Regions from separate parts of the Homo sapiens genome. Here region 2 is linked to region 1. Evidence: chromatin contacts called from ENCODE Hi-C or POLR2A ChIA-PET data. All regions are on one chromosome and are shown on one strand. Each heading gives the region's core, a stretch centred on a gene start or an enhancer-like site at or near the end of the contact. The rest is flanking DNA. Distances are from core to core; before and after follow the strand shown. Region 1 holds the start of RPS16 (ribosomal protein S16). Region 2 holds the start of RPS19 (ribosomal protein S19).

Evidence for each region. Hi-C counts contacts between places; a loop is a spot of excess contacts on that map. ChIA-PET counts read pairs that join two places held with the same protein, here RNA polymerase II (POLR2A). Pooled maps may share reads with other maps.
Region 2: a pooled map shows a loop between it and region 1 (7-fold over the local background). The contact joins the promoter of RPS19 here to the promoter of RPS16 in region 1. A Hi-C loop is called at or near these places in 4 of 50 pooled maps. POLR2A ChIA-PET finds 5 or more read pairs at or near these places in 3 of 52 experiments (AG04450, H1 and MCF 10A).

The regions. Positions count from the first base shown.
Region 1 is chr19:39,433,982-39,438,576 of GRCh38, forward strand. RPS16 (ribosomal protein S16) reads right to left here and starts at 1,968. Exons shown (of 5, transcript NM_001020.6): 1 at 1,867-1,968; 2 at 1,626-1,727. The coding sequence starts at 1,914. RefSeq lists enhancers at 1,162-1,741, 3,405-4,173 and a silencer at 2,122-2,221.
Region 2 is chr19:41,858,162-41,862,756 of GRCh38, forward strand. It overlaps RPS19 (ribosomal protein S19), which reads left to right and starts at 2,094. Exons shown (of 6, transcript NM_001022.4): 1 at 2,094-2,128; 2 at 2,614-2,684; 3 at 2,951-3,051. The coding sequence starts at 2,614. RefSeq lists an enhancer at 1,797-2,552 and silencers at 2,106-2,235, 2,296-2,415.

The DNA of each region.
Region 1 (4,595 bases), core at 718-3,217:
GGTAAAGGGAACAAGATCTGGGCTCCCTCCTACTTGTGTCCCTCACTGGACCTCAGACACCCTACCTCTAAGACTGGTTCTTAGAAGGCTGAACAGTAAGGAGCATTCCAATAGCTTCTGAAACTCCCAAGGCTGTTTCAAGTAGTCGAAAGCCATCCCTGGACTGTTCAGGTGCCTTTTCTATTTCCCACCTGAGCTCTCTGCCCTTTCTTTGAGCCTCACAGGTTTCCAGAATTACAGTACAACCTGTCCCTGGTCCCTAGACCCTTCCCAGCTCCAGGTCTTTTACCAGTGCCTCTGTCTGGATACTTCCTTTACCTGCTTTCAGCTCACAGGTCTCCTTCCCCAGTTCTGACCACTTTGGATCAGCTTCTGGTATTGGGCCCAGTCCTTCTCCCCAACTAGGCTGGCAGGTCCATGAAGGCAAGACCTTAAGTCATCTGGATCACTGCTATGTCCCCAAAACTCAACAGAGGGTACACATACAAATCCTTCAAATACAGTGACAGCCAATAACAGTAACATTCAACATCTGCTACACAAAGGAAATCTCAGAATTTTTATTAAATTCTAGGCCAGGCATGGTGATCACACCTGTAATCCCAGTCCAGGCAGAAGGATCACATGAGACCAAGGACCAGCCTGGGCAATAAAGTGAGACCCCACGTCTACAGAAAAATATTTCTCAAATGAGCCAGGCGTGGTGATGTGCCTGTAGTCTTGGCAACCGAAAGGCTGAGGTGGGAGGATCTCCAACTCAGGAGTTTAAGGCTGCAGTTCATTAGGATTGTGCTATTGCACTCCAGGGTAGGTGACAGCAAGATACTGTTTTTAAAAAAGAACCTTATAACTCAAAAAAAATTTTTTTAACTGACCCTGCAATGTAGATATTCTTTCTTTTAAAAGTAGTAGAGTTCAGAAGGGGCAGAAATCAGACTCTGGTTTCTTTCCATTCTGAGCCAAAGAAATTGAGAGTCCCAAAAAGGGAACAGAGGAACCCCTTTTACAAGCAAGCATTTAAACAGACCCAAATTCGGCCGCACACGGTGGCTGACGCCTGCAATCCCAGCACTTCGGGAGGCCGAGGCTGGTGGATCACCTGAGGTAATGAGTTCGAGACCACTCTGGCCAATATGGCGAAACCCCGTCTCTACTAAAAATACAAAAATTAGCCGGGCGTGGTGGTGCATGCCTGTAATCTCAGCTACTCAAGAGGCTGAGGCAGGAGAATCGCTTTAACCCGGGAGGCGAAGGTTGCAGTGATCCGAGATCGCGCCACTACACTCCAGCCTGGGCGACACAGCGAGACTCCCTCTCAAAACAAATAAATAAAATAAAAAATAGTCGGTGTCCCTTCACCCTTTGGGTCCCCCCGCCCCAGTGAGGTGAGCTTCCTAACATCCCAGTTCTCAAAGCAAACCCTTAATCTTCAACAACCCCATCTCAGCTTTTACATCTTCTGAACCCCAAGCCCAGCTCTATTGCCAAATACCCCACTGTTCTACACCCAACACAACTTCTAAACATCCCGTTGCTGATGCCAGCCCCCCCAGCTTTCAAGAGCTACAACATCTCTGTCTCCAAGAGTCCTCCATCCACTCAACGCCGGTGCCGGATCCCAGCACCTTGTACTGTAGCGTGCGCGGCTCAATCATCTCCAGGGGCCGCCCGTTCACCTTGATGAGACCATTGCCGCGTTTGCAGTGCGCCACAGCTGTCGCTGTCTTCTGTAAGATACAAGAGAAACAGGGGCCCCGTGAGCTCCGGCTCCAGCTCCCATGTTACCCCCTAGATTCCTGCCCACCGACCTCTCCCAGACCCTGGCCTTCTCCTTCCCCTCCCCTTCCCATCCGGCGTCTGGCTCACCTTGCGTCCGAAGACCTGCACAGACTGCAGCGGGCCCTTGGACGGCATGGCTCCGAGCGTGGACTAGACAACCTCACCGCGCGGCGCCGCAACCGGAAAAGGAAAGCTAGGGGCCACCCTGGCCGCTTTTCAGGGTCTGCGCAGGCGCCTTGAGCACTGCGTCGCGACGGGAGAGAGCTTTACGGCTTCTGTTGCGGCTAACGGGCGGGGCGTCTGGTCAGCGGCGGGAAGGCCCTTAGGCGCTCAGAGCGGGCGGGCCCTGTGAGGCGGAAGTGGCGGGCTCTGTGGGCGGAAGGGGCGGGGCCTGGGAGTGTCGTGTGCGGACTGAAGGGAAGGCTGCGGGAGTGTGCTTCGCGTCCTCTGTAGTCGACTACCGCAGCTCTTCTTTGCATTCTGGCTCTTTAATAATCTCCCTTCGCCCTTTCTTTAAATCAGTTCCCACCCTCCCAACACCTGTAATCTTTCTCCCCTCTGGACTCCCTCCTCCCCGAATCCCCCGCATCAGAATCTTCCTTTGGAATCTACTGCAAGAAATCTGGCTGGATTCTCAGATTAAGGACTTCCAGAATCCTATCCTCCCTAGAATCCCCCTCCTTGGGGATCCTCTCCCAGAATCCTTTTCCCCTCAGAGCCCCTTCCCCTCAGAATCTCCCTTTCACCAGAATGTCCTTCCTTTCAGTTTCCTCTTCCCAGAATGTTTCCCATCCTTCTCTCAGATGGCCAACCCCAAATGTCCCTCTTAAGAGTGCTCAACTTAGACCCCCCTTTTCCCTGAATCTCCCTCCATTCGGTCCTCGTCCCCTCAGTCACCCTTCCCAGAATCTTTCTCTTGTCAGGACCCAGTACCCCTGGAATCTCCCTCCTCCAGAATCTCCCTTTCCCGGCAAATCCCCCTTTCCCGGCAAATCCCCCTTTCCCAGAACACCCCGCCCCGCAAATCCACAAAAACTTTTCTCTCAGAGACCCGTCCCTCAAAATCTACCTTTCTCCTGAGTTTATTTCCCTTCCGAGACTCCTCTTCCCAGCAACTGCCTTCCCTGGAGTTTTCCCTCCGTTAGAATCCCCCTCTCCTAAGAGACCCTCCCCCAAGAATTAACCTCTTCCCCGTCCCCACCCTAGAATCTCTCTCTTTTTTTTGAGACGGAGTTTCGCTCGTTGCCCTGGCTAGAGTGCAGTGGTGCGATCTCGTCTCACTGCAACCTCCGCCTCCCGGGTTCAAGAGATTCTCCTGCCTTAGGCTCCCGAGTAGCTGGAATTACAGGCGTCTACCACCACGCCCTGGTCGTTTTTTGTATTTTTAGTAGAAATGGGGTTTCACCACGTTGGCCAGGCTGGTCTCGAACTCCTGACCTCAGGTGATGTGATCCGCCTCAGCCTCCCAGAGTCCTGGGATTACAGGCGTGAGCCACCACGCCCGGCCGAATCTCTCTGTTTTTTGTTTTTTTTTTTTCTTTTTTTTGAGACAGAGTCCTGCTCTGTCGCCCAGGCTGGAGTGCAGTGGCATGATCTCTGCTCACTGCAACCTCTGCCTCCCCGGTTAAAGCGATTCTCCTGCCTCAGCCTCTTGAGTAGCTGAGATTACAGGCATGCACCACCACGCCCGGCTAATTTTTGTATTTGTAGTAGAGACGGGGTTTCACCATATTGGCCAGACTGGTCTCGAACTCCTGACATCAAATGATCCACTCATCTCAGCCTCCCAAAGTGCTGGGATTACAGGCGTGAGCCACCGCGCCCAGCCCCTAGAATCTCTTTCTCCAGAATCTCCCAGTCATCTTTTTCCTCTCCCCCAAATCACCCTCCACTTAAGCCTCCTCCCCACAGAATTCTCCATCCCCAGCCCCCCAACCCCACCTGAGGAACCCCAGGATTGGGTTGTCCTCTGGTTCCCCGGCAGATGTCCCTGCGTCTCACCCCATCAAGAGTCTCCCCAGCGAAGAGGTTCCTCTCTCAGAGCTAGAGGGAGCCCACAGTTGCCTCAGTTTCTCTGGCAGTACAGGGTCTGGGATCCAGGGTTCAAAAGGGCGTCGTGGTGCACCTTGCCAAAGAGGGTGGAGACAGGGAGACACTGGAGGGCAGGTCTGGGGCCAGAGGGAAAAGCCAGCCCGGAGTCCAGCTCTAAAAGGGTGAGGGGGGAGGGGGCTGTTGGGAGGGAGGAAGGAAGTACCCAGAGGCTGACCGGGAGGGACACAGACACAGCCCAAAGAAATGTAGGCACAAGTGGAGAAGAAGAGAAAGATGAAAGGCCAAGGGAGAAGAGGAGGAGAAAAGGGAGAGACCAGGACAGTCAAGAGATGGACCCCCAAAACAAGCCCAGTGACAGATTTAGAGGCAGAGAGGCCAACCCTCAGACAAAAAAGAGATAAAGGCAGGCATGATGTTTCCAAAATACTTGAGACAGAGGCCAGGTGCAGTGGCTCACACCTATAATCCCAGCACTTTGGGAGGCCAAGGCAGCAGGATCACTCGAGCCCAGGGTTCAAGACCAGCCTGGCCAACATGGTGAAACCCCGCCTTTACTAAAAATACAAAAATCAGCTGGGCATGGTGGCAGGTGCCTGTATCCCAGCCACAAGGGAGGCTGAGGCAGGAGAACCGCTTGAACCCGGGAGGCGGAGGTTGCAGTGAGCTGAGATGTCGCCACTGCACCCTAGGCTGGGCGCCAGAGCAAGACTCTGTCTCAAAAATAAATAAATAAATAAACTCTGTCTCAAAAATAAATAAATAAA
Region 2 (4,595 bases), core at 844-3,343, 2.4 Mb after region 1:
GATCTCAGAGAAGCGGTTTTTAGAGACAACATTGTACATTTATCTAAACTTTCTAATGTCCAAGGAAGCAGAATCCTGGGTCTGCTCCTCGCCCAGGCATGATGTTAGCTCCGTTGCATAAATACATGCCTGCTTTGCCTTATGTCCATCAAAACTCTGCTTTATATAAATTTTACCTAAGCTTCACTCTTCCCAAAATCCTATATTCACCCTGTCTCTTCCTTTGGTCAGGCACTCCAGAGTTCCTCTGGAGAGCTTTAAAAAAAAAAATTAAATTCAATGAAATGACTTAAATGAATTAAGTGTAAATGATTCAGAACTGGTATTAGAAATTATTAAAAGTGGGGGCCAGGCACGGTGGCTCACACCTGTAATCCCAGCATTTTGGGAGGCCAACGCAGGTGGATCACCTGAGGTCAGGAGTTCGAGACCAGCCTGGCCAACGTGGTGAAAACCCGTCTCTATAAAAATACAAAAATTAGCCAGGTGTGGTGGCAGGCACCTGTAATCCCAGCTACCTGGGAGCCTGAGGCCGGAGAATCGCTTGAACCCGGGAGGTGGAGGTTGCAGTGAACCAAGATCACATCATTGCACTCCCGCCTGGGCGACAAAGCGAGACTCCAACTCAAAAAAAATTAAATAATAATTACTTAAATTATAAAAAGTGAATATAAATTACCCAAGTACCTGGAGATTTCCAGTTAGACATGCATATATTACCCACTTTGAATACATATGGAAATATGTATGTGTTGGTTCTGGAAAAACAATTGAGATAATGAAAATATTTTCTCAAGTTTTAGAAACAGTATGAGATAGGTTTCAACAACATTCTACATGAATGTAAAACCTTGATTTAAATATATGATCTTATGCTAGAAGCATGGTTGGTTTTAATTTTTCTAACAGATACGAGTCTTGGCTTATTAATAATTAACACATTTTGCAGCCACAGTATCAGTGTGGGGTAAAATTCTAATATTTGCTCTTATGTTTTAAATTCTCAGTCTTTCCAACATAAGAAAATAGCTACACACATTTCAGTGTTTCCTTTTTGCAACAAGTTAACATAATTTTATTGGACCACGTTATTTAGTTGTTGGGCCTTGTAAGGATTAAATGAGATCATGCATGTAACACTACAGTAACAGCCACATGATAAATGTCCAAATAATATTTACCTGTGCCTGGCACAGAGCAGGCACTCAAAAAATATTTTTTAGAGCATGTGACGCGCCATGAACCAGAGGAGCCACTTTAAATGGACAAACGGGGATCTCATTTTTTTTTTTTTTTTTTAATGGTGAGACAAGCCCTGAGAAGGCAAATGGACTGCCTAAAGCTACACAGGTCAGCGGGGCAGGTAAATCTAAATTGGCAAAGTAAGGGCTGAGCGAACAGACTCCGACACTAGAAGGCAGAGCTGAACTAACTTCTGCTAAGGTCCCGCCTCTGCCGCTTTGTCCCGCCCTTATCTTCTCCCCTCCTCCAGCGCCTCATTCCCTTTTCGCTCGCCCCGGCCGTGCTGAAGCAACTTCCGCCCTGAGAAGGGTGGGGCTTCCGTCTCCCGCTCTCGCGACTCCTGGCGGTGAAGGACGGAAGATGATAGCCACATTTCTTCCTCGCCCTTCCCCTAGGTTCCCTGTCACAGTTCCGCCCTTACTACTCCCACTTCCGGCCAGGGAACAGCCACTTCCACCCGGAAAAGGGGTTGTTCCGCCGTGGGGCGCCAGCTGTGGCCCACCCATCCTGCCCCGTACTTTCGCCATCATAGTATTCTCCACCACTGTTCCTTCCAGCCACGAACGACGCAAACGAAGCCAAGTTCCCCCAGCTCCGAACAGGAGCTCTCTATCCTCTCTCTATTACACTCCGGGAGAAGGAAACGCGGGAGGAAACCCAGGCCTCCACGCGCGACCCCTTGGCCCTCCCCTTTACCTCTCCACCCCTCACTAGACACCCTCCCCTCTAGGCGGGGACGAACTTTCGCCCTGAGAGAGGCGGAGCCTCAGCGTCTACCCTCGCTCTCGCGAGCTTTCGGAACTCTCGCGAGACCCTACGCCCGACTTGTGCGCCCGGGAAACCCCGTCGTTCCCTTTCCCCTGGCTGGCAGCGCGGAGGCCGCACGGTAAGCGGGGGCTCCGAGCTGGACCGGGCGCGAGGCGGCAGGGCCGGACGCCGAAGCCTCAGAGCGCGTGCCTGAGGGCCCCGAGGCGCCCGGCGCGGGCCCGTCCCGCCCCCTAGAGCCGCGGCCACGTGCGAGCGGCAGGCCCGGACATGCCCGGTCAGCGCCGTCCGGGAACCGAGCGTGGGCCCCGGGGGGCAGCGGCGGGGTGCGTGGGGCGTCCGGAGTCCCGGGGCTGGGGAGTGGGGTCGCGCAGGATCCTCACACGCAGGGGCCGGGCTCTGTTAGTGCGATCCAGAGAGGCCGTGGGCGTCGGTGAGCTCCTTCAGACCCGCAGGAGCCGGAGCCCGGCGTTGAAGGGGCCGTGGGAAGTAACGGGGGGTACCACGGTTTAGGATGCGCTGGAGCGAAAGGATTGGGGTGGGGTCCGTGCTCTTGGCAGTCGTCTCTGCCAGGCCTGTGTTCACATGCTTGACTTTCTCCCTCAGATGCCTGGAGTTACTGTAAAAGACGTGAACCAGCAGGAGTTCGTCAGAGCTCTGGCAGCCTTCCTCAAAAAGTGAGTTTGGGGACTGAGGTTCAAAACGGGTGGAGGCTGTCGCCTTGGCCTGCCCATCTGAGCCCCAGTGTTTGCCGGTCCCTGGCAGGCGAGGCTTGTTTGGGGCCTCCGTGGCTCCTTTCAGCGTGAGGCCTGGCTTGTGTTCCGGTTCCAGCCTCTCTTTGTACTCTGGGCACAGCATAGTTGTGTTGAGGGGAGGGCATTTGGGATATGGGGTAGTTTGTGGAGATGACTGAATCGTGCTTTTCCCACTGTTTTGGTCTTAGGTCCGGGAAGCTGAAAGTCCCCGAATGGGTGGATACCGTCAAGCTGGCCAAGCACAAAGAGCTTGCTCCCTACGATGAGAACTGGTTCTACACGCGAGCTGGTGAGGAACTTAGGTCTTTGGCTGGAGAGTGGGGAGCTGGGTGACCCCTGGCACAAACCATACTTCCCTGTCTCCTCTGAGCTCTTTCCCGCCCCAAGAGGGAGAGAAACCCTTGGTTGTGTCACCACTTGCTTTGTGTGATGTGACATTCGATAACTTGGTACTCCAAGTTTTTATGACATTCTAAGAGCTTTGTGAGAGGAGGACCTGTGGCTTTGAGCCTCAGGGGAAACCAGAGACAGATGAATGTTCATATTTTGCTTACAGGTGGTTTAATCCTTTCTATATACACGGAGGCAGACTCCCTGGGTTTGGATCCATCTTTTACATCTGGCTGTGTGTCCTCTGGCAAGTTGGTTAACCTGCCTGTGCACTCTCTCATCCCCAAAATGGGACTAATTATTGTACCAGTACTAGAGTATTGCAAGGATTGAATGAATTTAAAGCAGAGTGTTTAGAACGTGTCTGTTGCACAGTAGTTATTCAGGAAAAAGCCAGTTGTCTTTACTATTGCTCAGATCATCAAGTTAGCCTTCTCCATATCTCTAACAGGCTGTTTCTAACTAAATGGTTGGAGATCTGGCCAGGTCAGTCCCTGCTTTAAATCTTGACTTCTGATCTTATGGACACCCTGCAACCTCGTGCCAGCCCCGTCTCTTTTCAATCTTCCAATAATAATTTATGTACAGTCCCTGACTAGTGTTAGTTCTCACGTGTCTTAATATTTCAGTACTCACTAAATCTTCACTTTCAGGAAGATGTAACAGGGTGGGCGGTGGCAGTGCCGTGTTATGTCAAGGTGACAGCCTTAGCACCGACCTTCACTAAGGGGCCTCGGCCTCTCCAATCTTAAACCTTCTCTCTCTGTGAAGTGGGGACTCCATCCTGACCACAACTTGTCTCCAGATAAGAAGTAGGTGGGAAGCAGGGTTTGGAAATCGGCAAAACTCCTCCATGACCCGGAAAAGAGTTGGCCTTGGTACAGGTTGCTTGGCCCTTCAGAATATGAAGCATTTTGTAGATTTGTGGTACACTTGTGCCTCAAATGTCTATTGGGGCCCACTCTTTCAGGCCATGGAGTGAGCACAGAGGACCAGCATAACTCAGCCGCGGCCTCTGAGGACTGAAAGATGAACTTGCTGAGGTGGGTCGGGTTGCTGGCATACCACCTACCCACCGTTTGTTTTAGACAGAAAATGGGGCGGATGAAGAGAAGCTGACTTCCCTGGGCGCACAGCAGTGACAAGCCCTGGAAGTTACATATCTCCTCCACCTGTCCCCCCATCTTGCTTTGGCAGTGCCTCAAGGGTCAGTTGGTCAGAGCAGCTTTGGATCTGGGATTAGCCTTTCTCATTTGCTGGGGTGAAGACACGTTCTGCACATACCAAATACCTCCAAAGTAGGACTGTATGTGTCTTGTACATTTTTTTTTTTTTTTTTAACATGGGGAGGGATTAACAAGAGATGGCATTAAGACCTTGGATAATAAACCTAGTTGCATCTGCTGGTCATGGTAGAGCTGCTGTGGTCCCTTGCAGCCCACA